4 separate regions of the Homo sapiens genome follow, and all the other regions are linked to region 3. A link is a loop called in an ENCODE intact Hi-C map of the cell type or tissue named here. Cell type or tissue: CD4-positive, alpha-beta T cell. All regions are shown on one strand.

Region 1 (5,000 bases), 190 kb after region 3:
ATTTGTCAGGGAAAAATCCAAGTGCCCAGGAGCTTGGGGTCTGAGGTTCCAGGGTTAGGTAGAGGGTGGAGGCAAGCCCAGAACATGAAAATCTATATAAATGAATCAACTACTTGTAAGATATGTCCCCATCCAGGCCCACAATTAGAACCCACAGTTTTGTTAAGTGTAAGACCAAATAAGCTCAATTTTCATGACTTTACAAATCAGTTTTCAAGATAAAAATCCTAACCAACACCCTTTGTCACTCTTTAGTAGGAGGGTGGACACCATTTTAAGTGAAATTGATTTAGGGAGCTTTTCAGCCTGTGTTCGACATCCTTGGAGAACACAACAACAAAGGCTGGGAGACAGCTCTGTGTCCAAGAGCGAGGACTGAAGGAGTCCACCAGGCTACCTCCTCCATCTGATGCAGCTAACAAAGGCCCAAAGAAAAATGGCCACGTTTCGAAAATCTGTCTTTCCCACCAGAATGTAAACCCCACATGAGTGGGACTTTTATTCTGGTGAAATCTGTGAAATGACTCTGAAGACCTGGGATCCTGCTCCCCTGACCTCCTGGGGAGGTAGAAATGGACATGCAGGGAGGGTGATCAGGGGAGGATTCTGGCCTCCTGAGGAAGGCTGAGGAAGGCCAGAGGAGGCCTGGGGGCCACAGTGAGGCTGGAATTGAGCTGCACCCCAAGCAGCAAAAAGGAGCAGGACAGGGGCCTGAGGCCACCCTCAACTCAACATTCCTGACCCTGTCTTCTCACATAATCTCTCTCGTTTCCTATCTCAATGGCTCCAAGAGGCTGTCAGCATCACCTCCATCCTACAGGCGGGGAAATGAGACTTGCAGGTATCTCTGCATTGCAGAGTCCAGGCCAGGGTCAGGACTCCAGCCCTGCCCTGCTCTTTTTGGTCAGGGGCAGAGAATAATAGTGGTCACTGAGTGGGAGTTGTGATCCTTTGGATGTCAAGAGAGAGGCTGGGCACAGAGGAAGCAGGCAGACAGGCAGCTGATAATCTGTCCTGAGGAGGCAGGAAGGTGGGAAAGCCACTTGGGAGCTGAAGTTCCAAGCTCCATTTTCCCCTCAGACTTCACTTCTAAAACACAAGTTCAAAGATAGTAACTATCAAGAATTTCAAGACAGTGACATTATAGCGTGAAACCCTGAGTCTGGGGTGCACCTGAGCACTGGCTCTGAGTGATGGCACTGGTTGCACAGCTGCCTCTCGGACAGGCAGATGACAAAAACTTCCCAGCTAGATAGTGAGGGTGGACTGCGCCCTCTGATCAGACACATGAACTCCCTGGGCCAGTGCGAAGGGACAGGCGCCCAGGGGATGTGTCACTTGTGCCCAGATTGCCTGTGGGCTGAGCAGGAGGCAGGGAGTGGACTCATCTGGGCGTCGTTGCTGAAGGCCTGAAAGGAATCACTTGCTGCCTGAAAAAATGACACCATTTTCTCTTTCTCTTCTGGGCTGAAGAACAACAAAACCCCCAACCCGGTCACCCTTGGAGAGAGATTCCTGGCTCTCCCGTAGACGTATATTTTCGGCAGAGGCAGTGAAGATGAATGGCCTCCTTGCGTGCCTTGGTGGGGGGACGGCTGGCTCGCTTGGCTGGCTCCAGCCTCCCCCTTCCTCCTGTGTTTGAGGTCAACCCTGGGTTGGGGTTGTAACAACTTTCGAGAACATACCCAGAGTCCTGCATTCCAACACTGTTTTTGCAGTCCACATGGAAGGGCCAAACGGCCCCCAGCCTTGCCAGGGAAGCCTCAGGGTGTGAACTTCTAGAGGGGGCTTTTGTGACCCAGGCTTTTGTCCCCGGAGTTTATGGCAATGCTTGGCATTCAGAAGGCGCGCGCCAGCGGCGCGGAGGGGACGGACAAGGGGAGGGGCCGGCAGACGCGGTCAAGTGTCACGCCCGGATGGGGGATGGGAGGTGGGCAGGGCGGGCCCGGCCGGGCGCTGGCAGGCGCGGGGCGCCCTCGGCGCTGCCCTTTGCCAGGTGGGTGGCCTGGCATGTCCCGGCCACCCCTGCCACTCACCCCCTGAGGTCCCAAGTCCTCAGGGGTGAGCGGCAGACACGGGTGTTCCAGGCACAGCAGTGGGGGCTTCAGAACATCCCGATCCCCTGCATGGACCCGCTGGGAGGGGGGAAAACGCCTCCCGCACCCGGTGCCACGGCGGTGGAGACCTTGCCCGGGTTCGAGGGTCGCTGCAGCGGCGCCGGCGGAGGGGCTGGTCTCGGGCGTGGCCTGGACGCCCACAGGCCTCCACACCGAGGGCCCACAGCAGTGTCGGGGTGCGGCCGCTGTCCTCACGCGGTCACCCCGGGGTGGTGAACACATCACGCAGAGAACTGGCCCGTGTCTCCAGCTCACCCCGGCGATGCCAACGCTGAGGCTGGCGCTGGCCCCGGCCCCCGGTGGTGCTCAGGGACGACGGGTGGGGGCAGGGAGGGCGGCGGCTCGCGCCACCTCACACCCAGCCAGTGCCTCATGCGGCGCTGGACCCGCTGGGCCAATCTGAGCCCGGGTGGCATCAAAACGAGACTCTTTCGGCCAATGACAGGACACGGCACATCACTTTCCGCACCCAGCCAATCCGTGCAGCAGCCCGCCGCAAGCCTTCCCCTGCTGCCGCCCAATCAGCAGGTGGGGGGCGGTCGCCACGTCGGCAGCGGCGGGGGCAGTCGGAGCGCTGCCGCAGTCTCCAGGCAGAACGGTCGCCGCGTCGCCTCAGCACGGACCTCCAGGGAGCTCCTCAGCAAGATCCTGCCAGGGCGCCCCTCAGCGCGATTCTGCCGGGGTGCCTCTCAGCGTGGTCCTCCCCGGGGCTCCTCAGCACGATTCTCCCGGTGCGCCCCTCAGCGCGGTCCTCCTCGGTGCGTCAGTCATCGTGGTTCTCCCCGGCGCGCCCCTCGGCGCGGTTCTCCTCGGGGCTCCTCAGCGCGGCGCTCTTCTGGGGGCTCCTCGGCGCAGTTCTCCCCGGGGACTCCTCGGCGCCGTTCTCCTCGGGGCACCCGGGGCTTTTCGGCGCGGTTCTCCCCGGGGGTTCTTCGGCGCGGTTGTCCCCGGGGGTTCTTCGGCGCGGTTCTCTCCGGGGGCCTCTCGCCGCGGTTCTGTTCTCCCCGGGGGCTCCTCAGCATGGTTCTCCTCCGCGCGGTCCTCCCTGGGCCTCCTCAGCGCGGCACTCTCCTGGGGGCTCCTCAGCGCGGCACTCTCCCCGGGGGCTCCTCAGCGCGGCACTCTCCCGGCGGCTCCTCAGTGCGGTTCTCCCAGACTCTCCTCAGCGCGGCCCTCCCCATCTCTCTGGGAGGGTTTGAACACGGTCAGCACGGACCTGGGCGGACGGCGCGGGACGGGTGATCACTGGCGTTGCTGAGGTGAGCTGTGTGCCCCGCGGCCGTCCCAGATCACAGGCGTCAGCAGTGCAGCCTGGCCTGGGCAGTGCGCTCCCATCTGCACCTTATGGACAGCGTGGCCAGGGTCGAGGTCCGAGTTCCTGGCCGCGTCCCAAGGATCGGATTCCGGGTCTATAGTTCTCATGGTGGTTCAGAGTGGGCTGAATTGGGATTGGAGTCTGGAATCCGCATCGTGGTTCTGAGTCCGCGCTATTGGGATGGAAGTTGGGAATCCATGTTGTGGTTTTGAGTCAAAGCCCGAATTGGGACCGGAGTCGGAAATCCACTTAGTGGTTCTGAGTCAGGGCCCGAATTAGGATCGGAGGTGGGAATCCCCGTTGTGGTTCTGAGTTAGGTATCCTAGTTGGGATCAGAATTCGGGTCTAGGGTCCACATCCTGGCTGGGAGTTTGCCTGAGTTGGGATCTGAGTAGTTGGGGTCCCAGTCAGTCCGGGTCTGGAGTCCGCATGGTGGTTTTAGGTAGGGCCTCATTAGGGACAGAGGATCGGGAGTCTGAGTTGGGGACCTGAATCCCGGTCTGGAGTCTGCATCATGGCTCTGAGTTGAGATCCAAGGGAGGTCCGAGTTGGCGACTGGAGTCAGGGTCTGGAGTCTGTCTTTGGGTAGAGGTTCTGAATGGGGGGCTCTGAGTTAAGAGATTGGGATTGGGGTTAGAGGTCTCAGTGGGGTATGGGAGTCAGGAATTGAAGTCGAAGTTCTGCCTCTAGGTGGGGATTCTGAGTCAGGAATTAGGGGGCGAAGTAAAGGTTGCAGTCTGAGTTGGGGGTGGTGATCACCTGCCAGGTGAGAGGTAGTGGTAGAAGTCTCTTGGTCATATTGGAGATGAGAGTTGATCAGATGCAGGTCTCAGTCTGGGTAGTAGGCTTGAAGGGCCACCACTATGTTCAGATCCCAGTACCCCACTGTGGTCCCTGAGCAGGTCAAATAGCCTTTTATATAAAATTGAGAGTAAGAGTGCCTTCCCACAGCACTGTTCTGGTTATGAAAGAGAATAATTCATCCAGGTAGAATAGTTCTGTCTTAGATTATCACAAAGTATAAAAACTTTCCTGATAATATCCACATTTGATGTGCATTTACCAGTTCTTTCTTTACTGTGGTGCCCCTTTTGCTAGACCAAAAGCTCCCAACGAGGAACTCTGTTTTGTTTTCTGCTGCCTGCTCTGTACCCAGCCAAGAGCCTGATACACAGCCTTACTCAGTCAGTACTTGAAGGAAAGCAGGCAGGCAGGATTAACCAGATTTCTATGGTGTCTCAAATGATCCATTTCTGCACCTGTTTTCCAGATACTCAGTAGGAGAAAAATTTAAGGATTGAGTTGCTTGATTATGGGTGTATTTTAATGTGTTTCCTAACATGCTGAGGAGAAAAGTGGGTCTGTTTCAGGATTTATGCTCCAGCTAGAGGGATTTTTTAAAATTGCGAATCAGAGCATGTCCAAATTCAGATAGAAAGCACAAGAAAACTATAAAGAATTTCCCTTATGAATGTAGATGCAGAAGTTCCTTGTACAATGCTAGCTAACTGAATCCAATAATATGTATTAAACAACAATTCTTAAACAAGTGGGATTGCTCTTAGGAA
Region 2 (5,000 bases), 700 kb after region 3:
ACACGGGGACGGGGACACAGAGACAGGGAGACAGAGATGCAGAGAGATGGAGGCGGGGAGACAGAGACGCAGAGAGACAGAGACAGAGAGACAGGGAGACAGAGACACAGAGAGACAGAGATGAGGAGACAGAGGCGCAGAGACAGGGACACAGAGATGGGGAGACAGAGATGCAGAGAGACAGAAGAGAGATGGAGGTGGGGAGACAGAGATGCAGAGATGGAGACAGAGACAGGGAGACAGAGACACAGAGAGACAAAGACAGGGAGACAGAGACACAGAGAGACAGAGAGATGGAGAAGGGGAGACAGAGACATAGAGATGAAGACAGAGATGAGGAGACAGAGACACAGAGACAAGGACACAGAGATGGGGAGACAGAGATGCAGAGAGACAGAAGAGAGATGGAGGCGGGGAGACAGAGACACAGAGATGGAGACAGAGAGACAGAAACAGAGAGACAGGGAGACAGAGACACAGAGAGACAGAGGGATGGAGACGGGGAGACAGAGACGCGGAGACGAAGACAGAGATGAGGAGACAGAGACGCAGGGAGACAGAAGAGAGATGGAGGCGGGGAGACAGAGATGCAGAGATGGAGACAGAGACGGGGAGACAGAGACACAGGGAGACAAAGACAGAGAGACAGGGAGACAGAGGGAAGGAGACGGGGAGACAGAGGCACAGAGATGAAGACAGAGACAAGCAGACGGAGATGCAGAGACAGGGACACAGACACGGGGAGATAGACAGACAGAAACAGAGAGACGGGGGAACAGAGACGCAGAGACAGGGAGACACAGATGGGGAGACAGAGATGCAGAAATGGAGAAAGAGATGGAGATACAAAGACAGAATTAGAGAGAGACAGAGATGGGAAGAGAAACAGAGACAGAGACAGAAGCAGAGAAATAGAGACGCAAAGATAGAGACAGATGGGGAAGAGACAGATAGAGATGGAGACAGACAGACAGAGACACAGATAGAGATAGACAGAGATGGGGAGAGAGGCAGGTAGAGACAGAGGCAAACAGAGAAACAGAGACTGATGAGGCCACACACCCATCCTTCTGTTCACCTCAAACCCTCTACCCCTCTCCCTGCTACAGATGGAGACCCCCATGACCTGTGTGGTCCAGAACCCAGGTCTTCACCTCCCCCCAGTGTTCCTGGGCCCACCGGTTTCTCGAGGATAATAGTGAGCATGGCGGTGGCTGGAGCCCAGAGCCAGCTGGGCCACAGCACAGCCCAGGGACGGCCCACCCTCTACCAGGCCAGATTCAGCCCCCTGATGCCAAGACCCCAGATCCAGCCCAGGCCCAAGCTGACCCCTGCCACATCTGCCCCTGTGAGTGGTGCCCACGAGATCTGATGCCCTGACTCACAGGCAGGGGTGGGCACCGGCCCCCCATCTTGGCAGGCCAGGACGCCCTCCTCCCAAGATGCCTCTTCCTCAAGGAGGTGGAAGCAGCCTGGCTCCCCTAGTCTGAAGGCCTGGGCCCCGCTGCCACTCACTGTCCACAGGCTTCCGTTTTCCCACCTGTGGAATGGGGGTGATGGAAATACAGCCCCAGGGCGTCGTGGTGCTGCACAAATTTGCGAGGCCACCAGTGCCCTGCAAAGCTGGGGGGTGCCCCATTGCGAATACCTCAGCGCAACCCTCCCCGGGGGCGGGAAGCGGGGAGCAGCCTTGCTCAGGGCTGGGGTCTGAACTTGGAGCCGCGTGGCCCCCCAGAACAAGCCAGGGCCTGACTGCATGAGTGCTCACTGCATGGCCGGTTTGCTAAGGGTGGGCTGGCCAATTCAGAAGGGAGGAAAGAGCCCTTGGTGGGAGTCAGTGAGGGGCAGAGGTCCTCTCAGGCCTCCAGAGACCTTTCGAGAAGCCCCCTGCTCCTACCTGGGTGTCTGGGAGCTGTGTGGAAGTGTCCCTAGAAAATTCTACCCCTGACTGACCATGTCAGGGACTTGGGGAGCCCAGAGGCATCTGGGAAATTGGGGCCCATGGGCACCCACCTTCAGTGCACCCGATGCCAGCTGGCCCGGGGGCCCCTGAGGTGCCCACAAATGTCCCCACAGACTGCCCTGTCAGGTTTGCCTGCCAGGCCCCTCCCCGGGCAGGGAGGGGGCTTTGTGGACCCCCAGCCTCTTTCCGGCACAGGCGGCCGGGAGCGAGGTTATGCCGCAGATGGCCGCAAGGGGGTGCCAGCCTCAGGGAACACCAGGGAAGGGGCTGGGCCTCAGTCTGCAAGGACAGAGATGGCCCAGCATGCCTGCCACCTGCCACCCACCAAGAAGTGTGCACCCCAGGCAGCAAGAGAGAGGATGACAGCTGCAGAGAAGAGGAGCGGTGGCCAGCGGAGCTTAGCTGGGGCATGGGCTTGAGTGTGGCTGCAGCCATCCCCATCCACGGAGCTAGAGGGTGTGGACAAGTGGGAGTGGGGCAGGCGCCGGAGCCCCTGGGAGCAAGCATGCTGGAGGGTCCCTGGGGTGAGCTCAGGGTGCAGGGGCCAGGGAAGCTGCAGGACCCAGGACCCCACCCCATCCATATCCCAGATCAACATGATCCAGGGAGAAACATACTTGCAACTTCTCAGCCCACAGATGCACGCAGTCACATACAAACGCACACACACTCAGCCCATCTGCAGCAAACTCACGTCCATGCCCTGCAGAAGCACCCGTGCACACCATGGAGACCCTTGTGCCCAGGAAGGGCGCACAGCCTGCTCAGGTTTGTCCCTGTCCCTGCAGGCAGGTCCCAGATCCAGCTGGGCGGCAGGACCAGGACCCAACGCCTCCCCATCTGCTGTCCCCTCCCTCCCTGTCCCCGCTTGCAGCCACCATCACCGCTCTCAGCAGGCTAAGCTGGCCTTCACAGGTGGCCTGGTCTTCCATTGACCCTCGGCATGCACACACGGGTGCACACAGGGCCAGGTTCACACACTCTGACTCTCACATGTGTGCACACAGGGCCGGGCTCACACACTCTGACTCTCACATGTGTGCACACAGGGCCGGGCTCACACACTCTGACTCTCACATGTGTGCACACAGGGCCGGGCTCACACACTCTGACTCTCACATGTGTGCACACAGGGCCAGGTTCACACACTCTGACTCTCACATGTGTGCACACAGGGCCGGGCTCACACACTCTGACTCTCACATGTGTGTGCACACAGGGCCGGGCTCACACGCTCTGACTCTCCCATGTGTGCGCACAAATCGCAGCTGTTTCAACACCAGCACTACTCTGATAAGTCCCCGGGCACAGGCCCCAGCTCCCCACCCCCCGGGTTTGGAGTCTGGGGTCTTGAGGGAGAAGAACGTGGGGCCGAGGGTACAGAGGGCTAGGCCTCGAGTATGGGGTTTCAGGTGGGGTGTCCCTGTGGGTGGATTCCCAGGGGCCTGCCCTCCATGGGGTTCATAGCAGCCCCCAGCGAGGGTGGACCGGACAGTAAACAGGAGCTTCCCTGCAGGCCTGTAGCTGAGGCCCTTCCAAGAACAAGGGTGGGGCTGGGCCCCTGCTGGGCACTGTGCCGAGCTCCCGCCCCGTGCTCCACCCTGTACTCCCTGCTCCAGGCCGGCCCGATGGTGCCTCCATTCCTGCCCCTGCTTTTCCCCTCCCTGTGTCCACTTGGGCCCCTGCTGCCCTCATGGACGGTCTCTCCTTAATTGACCCCCAGCCCGCATCCTGACAGAGCTGTGCCTTCCTCGGTCTCCCCGCTGCTGAGGACAGCACACGGCACACCCTGCCCCTGCCTGGAGCCTCTGCCTACCTCCCAGTGGAGCGGAGCAATGGTGTCACCTGTCACAGTGACACAGACCAGGGCCACTGTGTCGCAGAGCAGAGCAGCTCAGCGGTGCCCGCAGGCAAGGTCAGGATGCACATCCTGGGAGAGAACATCTTGTGCCACAGCCAGCAGGACCGTCTGGGGCTGGTGCACCCACCAGGCCCTGTGACGCCACTGTATCTGCCTGAGCCATCATTGCACCCTGTCACTCCGCTGATTCCCACCGTAGCCCACGGGGTTGGTATAAGGACACATGCCACCCAGGTGGGGACACTGAGGCCCACCGGAGAGTGGCCAAATGAGGCCTCGAGCCTGGGCCTCCTCTTTTTTTTGAGGAGACGGAGTCTCACTCTGTGGCCCAGGCTGGAGTGCGGTGGCACAATCTCGGCTCACTGCAAACTCTGACTCCCTGGTTCAAGCTATTCTCCTGCCTCAGCCTCCTGAGTGGCCGGGATTACAGGCATGCGCCACCAAGCTGGGCCTCGTTTTTACACAGCAACCTCCCCAGGGCCAACCCTGTTCTGGCCTCTGAGCTGCCCCCAGGCAGCCTCTCTCCTGTTTACCTAGACACTGTCAGACCCTGCACCAGTGCCTGATGCCCAGGACAACACTGGCCCCTCAGTGGGCAGGGCTGTAGCCAGCCTTACCCCTGGAAACAGGGGAGAAAGGGAGGGAGGGGGGCCCACATGCAGTGGTCGGCCGCTGTGCACCCCCCTGCAGAGTCAGCTCAAGACACCGGGCTCTGCCTTCTGGGGTTCCCAAGGCTGCTCCCCTGAAGAAGACTGCTCAGTCCCAGCTGCCCCAGACCAGGCCCTTGGTGGGGGGTCCCTGAGCCTCCACTCCCTCCGGGAATGGCTGATCCTCCTTGGAGCCGAGTTTTTGTGCTGTGGGGAGAGCACCCAACCATGGGGGGCACCCTGGTAGCTCACGACATGGACCCCTGCCCACGGGCATGCCCTCGGCCAGCCTGGAGACAGCTGCTCTATTGACTGCCGGGCCAGGAGTGTCCCAGGTTAAGCCAACAAGCCCCCGCTTTCTGAGAGAAAAATCACCTCCTTTGGGTGTGGAATATGGGGGGGCGGGGAGCTGGGAGGTCGGGAGCCCTGGCTGGACCACAGGGCCTATGGCTGGGGACCTCTCGCTGCCGAGGTCACAGTGAACTGAGACCCCCTCGGGTCTCAGCCTGGAGGGGGTGACCCAGGAGGG
Region 3 (5,000 bases):
CTGGGTCTGGAACTCTTGAGCCTCAGTTTCCCCATCTGTGAAATGGGGACAACGTTAATCCCTGCCTCACGGGATGCTTGTGAAGATTAGACAAGATCATTTGCACATCAAGTGCATGGCATGAGGCTGCCTGGCAGAAAGGGTGTGCTGCAGTGGCAGCTGGTACTGACCAGCAGCTAGGGGATGGGGCCACTGCTGGGTGCTAGGCACGTGTGCCTCAGTGCTCACTCAGGGCTGGCGTGAAGACTGATGCATGAGAGTCGGAGTGACCTGTATCCCATGGACTGTCCTGAACTCTGACAAAGGTGGGGTTCACTGCCCAAACTGCTCATCATGTAGATAACATTTCATCCTAGGCTTGGCACGGTGGCTCATACCTGTAATCCCAGCACTTTGGGAGGCTGAGGCAGGTGGATCATGAGGTCAGGAGTTTGAGACCAGCTTGGCCAACATGGTGAAACCCCGTCTCTACTAAAAATACAAAAATTAGCCAGGTGTGGTGGCAGGCGCCTGTAGTCCCAGCTACTTGGGAGGCTGAGGCAGAATTGCTTGAACCTGGGAGGCGGAGGTTGCAGTGAGCCAAGATCGTGCCACTGCACTCCAGCCTGGGCGACAGGGTGAGACTCCATCTCAAAAAACAAACAAACAAACCAAACCCCTTTCACCCTGCCTGCCTGTTTACATGGCAGGGGTGTAGGTGCCTTTCCTCCCCGCCAGCCCACATCTCTGGGTATAGAGTGAATGTCCAGTTTTCATTACAGCACAGCTGGAGGGGTGGCCAGTGGCAGCTCTCTGCCCTGCCTGCCCCTCTAGGTTGGAGGGAGAGGCTGATGATGGTGAGGGTAGTGGCATCCTCAAGAGGAAGGCCGCTGTGCCAGGCACATACTGACTTGCCCTTTAAGCCTCATCAGAAGCTTTACAGATGAGAAAGAAGAGGCACAGAGAGGTTAAGCAACTTGCCCAAGGACACACAGCTAGTAAGAGGCAGATGCTCTGCCCAACTCCACAGCCTACTTGTTTGCTGCTGGCCAGGCAGTGCCTGTCCCCTGTTCCCCATACTGTTCCCCTTGCTGGGCCAATGCTGAGGAGCAGGTCTGATAGCCTCCAAGGTGAAGCCAGCTCCTGAGCTGCAGCCCCAAGCCCTGCAGCCCTCTCCAGCGCCCTCCCCTGGGCCCATTCTCTGCTCACTCTCTGAGCTCGGCCTGTGTGCCGCCACCTCCCTAACCACTTCCCCAGCTGCCCTGATTGCTGGCCCCCAGCTCCCAGCCAGAAGCAGGACTATGATTCCTTGTTGTTCCGAAGCAGCCAGGGCACAGTTGTGCTCAGGACTGAAGGGTGTGAGTGTCCATACGTGCCCAGGCAGTGACCACGCGGTGGGCAGGTGCAGGCCCGACACAGAGGCTGCAGCCTCGGGGCTGGCTGTCACCTAGGGGCTCCGGGCAGCAGCGCCAATGGCGGGAACGAAGGCAGAGGGCGCCGGGCTGCCGGCCGGGCCTGCGGGGGGATAGGGCAGGAAGAGGAAGAGGAGGAGCTGGGGATGAGGAGGGAAGGAAGGAGGAGGGAGGGGAGGAGGGGCAGGGGGAGCAGAGAGGAAATGGGGGAGGGGCGGCAGGGCGGGTACCCACCTCTCCGCAGAGCGGGCTCTTTGTCTCCCCTCCCCCACCCCCTGGAGACGGGCGAGGCCCACGTGCTGTTTCCCACTGAGGTGCGAGTGACACCGCCCCACCCCCAGATCCGAGGGGTGTTGGGGTTTGTGAAAAATGCGCTCCTGCCCGCTGCAGCCCGGACAGCCACACTGGGCAGAGCCCCCATCTTACACTTGAGGGGACTCGGGGCCAGAGAGCAAGGCCCTGGCCCAAGTCACCCCCAGGTGTGAGGCATGAATGAGGTGGGTGGGGGTCCTGGTGGCTGTGCCGTTTCGGGACGCCAGGGGGCAGCAGGCGCCCAGCTTCAGCCCTCAGGCTCCAGGCTCCAGTGGGCGGGAGGCTGCTTGGCTTCTGGCTGCCCCTGCGGCTGGGGAAGGGGGCACGGGCAACCTCTTGGTTGAGCATCTACTCTGAGCAGCCCTCGCCTGTGGGGTGCAGCCACCTGGGAGTGTGTTAACCTGGGAGGCCGCCAGGGCAAGCCTGCCGTCACCTCCTGGCCTCTGCGCTCGGTCTGGCCAACTGCCCTGGCTTCAAAGCTCAGCCAGGAGGAGGTGGAGAATGGGAGGGAGGAAGGAATGAAGGAAAGAAGGAAGGAGTTAAGTGTTGGGGGCTCCCCTCCTTCTCTGACCCTGGAGGTCAGTGGGGCGGGACCCCAGCCCAGGGCAGGAGGTGGCTTCACTGTCTCTGACTTGCTGGGGGACCCTAGGCCGGTCACTCCACCTCTCTGGGCCTCAGTTTCCTGCACAGGAAAGTAATAGGATTCAGAGAGGTCACGCCATGTAGCAGGCGCTTTTAACTGACATCTGAAATACAGTCTCCCTCAAGGCCTGGGAAGCCCCTTCACCCCCGAGGGCCCAGTAGGGGTGAGGCTTCCTCAGTAACTGCAGGCCCCTCCTCCTGCAGTGGAGGAGGGAGTGGTGGGGTGCATCTGGGGGCCCTCATGCCACCTCTCTGGAGGCATCCCCACTCTCTGGCATTTCAAATAGGCCCTGAGCTTCTCTGAACGCTGTGGCTTGGGTGTGGAAAGCAGGGTGGGAGGGAGTGGCTTGGAGAGGCTTTGAGGCCCTGGCGCCCCCCGTAGGCAGGAGATGCTGGTCACAGGGGTCTCCCCGAGCTCCAGCAGGAAGTCAGGGGGCTTGGTGGGAAGGGAGATCTGCTCACACCAGATTTGTTTTTCCTGCTGTTTCCCTGATAAAGTGAGCCACTGGGCCTGGGACCCCTGTGTCTGTGTCCTGTGGATTGGCAGGGAGAGGAGGAAAGGCCTGGTGGGCTCAGAGCTGGCTGCAGGGGTGTCTGACATAGGTCCCCACATGTCCTTGAGACCCTCCTCGGTACCTGCTTCCTAGCCCGGGAGCCCCCTTCCTAGCCCAGAAAGGCGCCGTGTGAAGCCCACGATGACCAGTGGCCCTCGGTTTCCTGGAACATTCAGTGCCGAAACCAGCAGTCTCAGGCAGGCTGGGACCAGGGGGTCCCTCTCTTCCAGACCCCAAGGGAAGCAGCCCCTGGTCCCGTTCTGGAGCAGGGGTGACTGTTCCCTATTCCCACTGGGCCTCTCCTCAGGGCCTGCCCAGCTCCGCCCATCGGTTCCTGGGGAGTGAGGACCCCTGGCCGGAACCCCCAGCACAAGGCAGTCCCTGTAATCGGAGCTTGTGCCGCATGTGGCCACGTCACCGCAGGGAGGCCGGCACCTGCGGAGGACGTGCCTGGCAGCCGCCCCAAGAACAGCCTGTCCTGGGGGGCGGGGCGAGCCTTGCGCGCGGGGAACTGGTGCGGGGGAGCTCTCCTGGCCCAGCATGGCCCCCCGCCAAGTGTGTGCTGAGCCGCCTGTTGCGGGAGGGGGGGCCTTGGGTTAATCTGTCACTCCCCATGCCCCTGGGGCCTCTGGGCTGGATGACTCCCCACCCCATCTTATGGATGGGAAGGTGGAGGCTCAGTGGGGGCAGGGAGCTCTGGGGCCTTTGGGGGCACAGCCAGTCAAGCTCCTGTCCAGGGCTGGTCTGAGGACCTGCTGCTGGGTGATGTGGTTTGAGGCCAAAGGGGTGGCCTTTCCAGAGTCAGGCATCCCTGGGCAGGGTTGTACCCTGCACAGATGCCCAGCCCTGGCTCTAGGGCTTGGGGTGGGAGATGTCAGGGGAGATTCCCAGGGCCCTTGACTTCTTTCTTTTCCTGCTTTCTTGTGCCCTCACAGAAGTCCTATGGAGGGGCTCAGGCTGGGTGAAAGGCAGGGCCAACCTCAAGTCTCAGTGACCTCAGGCAGGTGGCTTAACCTCTGGGAGCCTGAGTCCCCTCCCTTGCAAAATGGGCACGAACACACCTCCCTCTCAGGGGTCTTGGAAGGATTAAATGAGGCAACGAGCCCAGCCCTGGGTTAGGGCAGGGCCCTGAGCAGGCACAAGATGAAGGCAGCAAGTGTTGTCATTGTTTATAATATCCCTCTGGTCCTCTCCACAGGGCACCACCTGGGGAGCAGCTGGGGAGGCAGCCGGGAAGGGCACAGACACCTCTTGCAGGGTCCCTGGGGTGCTGTGGGAGGGTGGTACTGCTGAGGGCAGGCTCCGGGTACCTGGAGACTCTCTAGTGGGCCCTGGAACAGCACAGATTCAGATGGTGTCCAGCCCTCACCTCCTACCCACCTTGACCCTGTGCCTGCAATCCCCAGCCCTTTGTGATTGATGGGTGATATGGGGCCCATGGCTCAATGGAACATTCTTTGAGGCCTTCGTTTGTTTGAAGACAGATAGCTCAGGGCCTCAGAACCCAGGGAACAGGCCCGAGGCAGGTTTCACCATGGGTCAGAGGGGAAAGAAGAGCTCCCGGCCTGTCCTTGGTCACTCCCTGATAGGGGCCATTGGCCCACTGGCCGGGTGTCCTGTGTCCCAGAATTTGGGTTCCCTGGGGCTCTGGGTAGGGATTGGGCCTAACCTAGGACGGGCATTCCTAGCCCTGTGAAGCCACCTGCGGCACACATTCCTGATGGGGCCATGAACATGCCGACAAGGCAGCTGTACAGCTGCCACACCCGGGAAGGGGAGGCCTCGGGCAGCCGGGGAGGCACTGGAGTGGAGGTCACCCGCCAGAAAGCACATGTGGCCAAGGACATGGCTTCCTGGGCCTACCCTCGTTCTGCTACTCATGGACCAGTGTGTTTGCCTCTGGAAGCCTCTGTCTCCTCGGCTGTAAAGCGGGCCTACGACATTGACCGACCACCCATGAGGTTGTGGTGAGGACTGGCCCATGGGTGGCCCCTGGGAAACAGCTGGCTTAACGATTCCAGCACGAAGATCCACCAGGATTGGGACCTAGGCTTCTCTGGCTTCTGGGTCTTTCCTAGAAGGAACGCACAGCAGTGAGGGC
Region 4 (5,000 bases), 460 kb after region 3:
ACCACCACCAAAACCACCACCACCAACACCATCACCATCACCGCCACCAAAACCACCACCAACACCAACACCGCCTCCATCACCACCACCAAAACCACCACCACCATCAACACTGTCACCATCACTGCCACCACCCTCATCACTGCCACCAACATCACCACCACCAAAACCACCACCACCATCAACACCGTCACCATCACCGCCACCACCCTCACCGCTGCCACCAACATCACCACCAGCACTATCATCATCATTACTACCACCATCACCACTACCACTGTAATTACCACAACCAGCCACCACCACCACCACCACCACCACTAGTATCACCACTGTATTAGAACTGCCTGAGACTGAGTAATTTACCGAGGAAAGAGGTTGAGTTGACTCACAGTTCAGTATGGCTGGGGTGGCCTCAGCAAACTTACAATCATGACGGAGATGAAGGGGAAGCAAGTCACCTTCTTCACAGGGCAGCAGGATGGAGTGAGTGCAAGCCAGCACCCACTCCAGGTTCTGCCAGTATCTGAGTGGCAAGAGGGAGCCAGCAGGAGTTCCAAGGAAAAGTGATCCTAGCAGATCACCAGAAGCCAAGGCTCCAAGGCTTCTTTGGGTTTTATTGTCAGGGTAATAGGGAGCCATGGAAGGTTGTAGGCGGGGAGGAACATGACCTGGCACTGAACCAGAGTTGGCTGGGGAAGAACTTCTGCAGTTTTTTTGGGTGTCCAGGAGACAGAGGTGGAGGGAAGGACCAGGATAGATGAAGGACTGTGCCCCCCAACTCCATAGACTTAGAGGCACCTTCTTCACAGGGCAGCAGGATGGAGTGAGGGGAAATGCCAGATGCTTATAAAACCATCAGATCTCATGAGAACTCACTCACTATCATGAGAACAGCATGGAGGAAACCACCCCCATGATCCGATTACCTCCACCTGGTCCCGCCTTTGACACATGGGGATTATGGTGATTACAACTTGGAAGGGAACACAGAGCCAAACCATATCAAGCACCCATGCCATCATCATCATCACCATCATCCTAACTATCACTGCCATCACCACCACCATCACCAACATCTGAACCATCCCCACCACTACATCACCCACACTGATATCACCATCACCATGACCACCATTATCACCACCACAATCACCACCATCTCCAACATTATCACGTTATCAAAAACACCACCATGGCCACCACCAGGATCATTATCACCCCCACCACCATCATGACCATCAGCACCACCATCGTACCACACCATCACCAACACCACCAGTACAATCATCACCATCATCGTCTCCATCACCACCATCACCAACATCACCACAATTATTAACACTATCATCATCACCGCCACAATAAACACCACCATCAACACACCACAACCACGATCATCACCACCACCATCATCATACTCATTGTCATCATCACCCTCATCATCACCACCACCATCAGCAGCAGCACTGCCACAACCACCACCACTATCATCATCACCATCACCATGAACACCAGCATCACCAGTGACTATAGTCACCACCACCATGATCATCACTACCACCATAACAACCAACACCACCATAACCACCACTACCCCATCACCATCACCACAATCATCACCATCACCACCACTGCCACCACTACCAGCTACCACCACCATCATCATTACTACCACCTCCACTATCATCACCACCACCACAACCATCATCACCACCACCAGTACCAACACTATCACCATCACCACCACAATCATTATCACCACCACCATCCCCTCCACTGTCACCATTGTCACTACCACCATGACTACTATCATCATCCCATGATTATTACCACCACCATCACCATCACCAACACCAATACCAACACCAACACCACCAACATCATGACCACCATCACTACCACCACCATGATCAACACTACCACTGCAATAACCACCATCACCACCATTATCCCCACCACAATCATCACCACCACCACCTTCGTCACCCACCACCATCATCATCATCACCACCTTTATCAGCACTAATACCATCAACAACACCACAGTCACTACCACCACCACTGCCATTTGCACCACTATCATCATCATCTTCGTCATCATTCCCACCACCATCACCATCACTATCATCACCACCCTCATCAACGGTAATGCCATCACCACCCCAACTACCCTCATGCCCACCACCATCACCACCACCGCCACCATCATCACAAACACCGCCATCAGCACGGTCCCCATGATCATTGTCACCACCACCATCATGACCATCAATATCATCATCACCACCACCACCACTACTGCCACCATCATCACCACCACCACCATCACCTTCACCCGTTACCACCACTGCCTCAGACTCTGCCCATGGTCCTTTAGCGCCCTCTGGTGGCTGACAGGCCAGACTAGAGAGGCCACCAGGGTCCCAGAGAGCAAGTCCCAGATACTGTCCCCCACCATTCCTGGAGTTTATGGTTTGAGGGGCCCCGAACAGGGGGTCCTTGGAGTCTCTTTGGGAAGGGGCACACAGAGGTATCCCCCAGGCTCTGTTCTCCTCATGTGTTACCTGCAACCTCCCAGAAGCCAGGCTATTAGAGTCCCTGTTTGACACTCCAAGGTACTGAGGCCCAAGTGGCTAAGTAGCTCAACAGCTATGCAGGATCCAATCCCAGGACTGCGGGATTCCAGAGGCACACTCTGTCCCACTGGCACCCTGTCCTGACTCCGGATGCAGGGACAGTCCTCACAGAGCATCCCTGGTGCTGACCGGTGAATGGACATCACTCACAGCTGGCCCACGGCTGTGCAGCCTTTCCAGCACAGATGAGACACCATGGGGGCCGATGCCCCACGGCCTCGCAGGGCCACAGCAGGGAGGAGACAGTCCCTCTGCCTCCCTGTCCTCCACAGGACAGCTGGGCCCAGCACCCCGGCATGAGACGTGTGCTCTTGAGGCAGCTCCTGTTCCTACTTACTGTGGAAACTGAGGTGAAGAGCCCTGTCCCATCACATTTCAGGGTGGATTTCAGCTGCATCGGTCCCGGGCCACCCCGCCAGACATCGCCAAAGGAGGCAACGACAGCAATCTAAGTGGCCTAGAAGCCACGTCCACACAGGGTCTCCTCTCCCAGTCAAATCGGACATGCCCCCAGGGCCTTGGTGCCAATCACACCTGAGGACGGCCAGCCCTTGGTGTCTGGGTGGCTTTGGAGACAGCAGGCCTGTGGGCTCGGCCGTGTGGAGCAGGTGAGGTGGTGCCCTGTGTTGGTTCATGGCCAGCTCCCTAGGGCTGGCATTGGCTGCCCAGGTGCCAGGAGTTGTGGGCGGGGAAGAGGAGGAGGAGAGGCTTGAGAGTTGGGCCCACAGGCACACCCTGCAAGGTAGGCAGACGGCTCCACCCGCGCCTTGGCCAGCAGCCGCGTGTCAGGGTGCTGGGGAGAAGGCAGACAGGTAGGGACCCTCACACCGCTGACAGCCCAGGTGGGGAGAAGGAGCAGGATTGTACCTCCTCCTCCCAGGTGGGAAGGGCAGGTGGGCATGAGAGGAGTGGGGACCAGGACAGTGCGGCTTTGGCCACACCCCTGCCTCTTGCCTCAGTTTCCTTATCTTTAGCAGGGAGGATCCCCGCTTCCCTGGGCTGTGAAGGGCCGGCCCCACTGGGGTGAGGTGGGGCATTCTGGAAGGGGCTGCCCAGTGCTGGAAGAGGGTCTGGGCAGGAGGGCCAGCCCCACGGGCTCTGGATCTGAGACTTCAGGGGCAGTGTCTGGCCAGCAGCCTGCAAAGGCAGGTGCGGCTCAGAAGCTGAGGGCGAAGGGAGTGGGGCAGTGGGAGGGGTCTGGGGTCACCAGGTCACTACTGTGTCCTCTTGCCACCACTTCCCTGAGCCGTGTCCTCCACTGCAGCCCAGGGAGATGGGGCATCCTCATAGGGAGGACACAAGGACACACAGCTGACTTCCAGCCTGCTGCACGCAGGGACCTTTCTGGCACCCTCCCCTTGTGACTGGCCGTTCCCCCAAATCTCACAAATGAGGCAGGCCCAGGGAGGCTGAGGGACCTGCCCAAAGTTACACAGCCTGGTGGGGATGAGCGGGGCTGGGACCCCAGGGCCTGGTCATCCAGCTCTGCCCTGAGCTGGTCTTGGGGAGCCCAGGAAGCCACATTTGGCTCTTGGCTGCGGCTACAGGTGCCCCGCTGCCCTGGGAGCCCCAGCGCCTTCACCGTCTGGGGGGCTGCCTCAGTTTTGCCTCTTGGGAGTTCTGGGGTGGACTTCTGGCCAGGGGTCACGATGGCCCCTGGCTGTCCCGGGCTCCCTGCCCCACCCTGGGATGCACAGGGAGGGGTGCAGAAGACCTGGGCACCTGCTCATGCAAATCCCAGCTGTTTGCATCACCTCCCTCTGGGCCCATTTGCCTGGTGCCTAGCACCTGGCCAAATGCCTCCTTAGTCCCTGGGCTGGCCGGCGGGGGCGGGGGGCACCGAGCCTGGGCATGGGGCAAGGGGTGGTTGCGGCCACCAGGAAGGTGAGGCTGCCCCACGCTGCTACTCGGCTTCCCTGACCTCAGCTGCTGGGTGCCCAGCTCTGTCCCGTCCTCGGGAGGAAGGAGGTGCTGTGGGCCCTGGGAAGGGCCAGAGCTTTGGTTGTGGCTGCTTCCACCTCTGATGGCTGCTGGTCGTCCCGGGGGTCTTGCATAGAGTCAGGGAGGCACTGCCGAGCTCCAGGCTGAAGGGTACTCCCGGATGTCCTATCCCAGAACTTCCAAGAGGCAAAGCTGAGGCTCACTGGAAAGCAATTCAAGGGCCAGGGAGCCCTGTAGGACCCCTCCCAAGGCCCAGGCCCTCCATTAGCTTCCCCACCAGGGACGAAGGGAAGAGAAGAAGGAGTCCCCCATCTATGGCCTAAGAGTCATGGGGAAGGCGAGGATAACAGTGTTGTCCAGCCCAGTCCCGTCCCCCAGGCTGAGGGTCATGGCCAAACCCCAAGCCCCCTACACCCTGTG

What was found. Hi-C counts contacts between places; a loop is a spot of excess contacts. Peaks named below come from ENCODE experiments on the same cell type or tissue, not always from the same donor. Only the 100,000 strongest peaks of a DNase experiment are listed, where the experiment ranks them.
Region 1: it touches region 3 in a loop (2.7-fold over the local background); 78 of 110 quality-filtered maps call a loop at or near these places.
Region 2: a loop joins it to region 3, with 2.4 times the contacts of the local background. A loop is called at or near these places in 19 of 110 quality-filtered maps.
Region 4: a loop joins it to region 3, with 11 times the contacts of the local background. A loop is called at or near these places in 94 of 110 quality-filtered maps.

Annotation. Positions count from the first base shown.
Region 1 is chr11:2,697,704-2,702,703 of GRCh38, reverse strand. All of the region lies in intron 11 of KCNQ1 (potassium voltage-gated channel subfamily Q member 1), which reads right to left. It overlaps KCNQ1OT1 (KCNQ1 opposite strand/antisense transcript 1), which reads left to right and starts at 2,710. Exons shown (of 1, transcript NR_002728.4): 1 at 2,710-5,000. RefSeq lists silencers at 2,227-2,296, 2,307-2,576 and an enhancer at 1,270-2,509. In CD4-positive, alpha-beta T cell, no CTCF peak of the experiment used is centred here; DNase peaks (open chromatin) are centred at 1,913 and 2,583; H3K4me3 peaks cover 2,055 bases.
Region 2 is chr11:2,192,290-2,197,289 of GRCh38, reverse strand. No RefSeq gene overlaps it. Among named protein-coding and RNA genes, the nearest start is that of MIR4686, 22 kb to the right of the region's middle. In CD4-positive, alpha-beta T cell, CTCF peaks have their summits at 2,010 and 2,213 (motif pointing right); a DNase peak (open chromatin) is centred at 2,189.
Region 3 is chr11:2,889,174-2,894,173 of GRCh38, reverse strand. The region is part of intron 2 of SLC67A1-AS (SLC67A1 antisense RNA); the gene reads left to right. Among named protein-coding and RNA genes, the nearest start is that of CDKN1C, 5.9 kb to the right of the region's middle. RefSeq lists an enhancer at 1,540-2,339. In CD4-positive, alpha-beta T cell, a CTCF peak has its summit at 1,900 (motif pointing right); DNase peaks (open chromatin) are centred at 1,163, 1,643, 1,933 and 3,340; H3K4me3 peaks cover 1,405 bases; H3K27ac peaks cover 2,134 bases.
Region 4 is chr11:2,425,772-2,430,771 of GRCh38, reverse strand. TRPM5 (transient receptor potential cation channel subfamily M member 5) reads left to right here. Exons shown (of 29, transcript NM_014555.4): 4 at 3,019-3,247. Among named protein-coding and RNA genes, the nearest start is that of TRPM5, 16 kb to the left of the region's middle. RefSeq lists a silencer at 2,279-2,573. In CD4-positive, alpha-beta T cell, CTCF peaks have their summits at 2,196 and 2,398 (motif pointing left); DNase peaks (open chromatin) are centred at 2,381 and 3,508.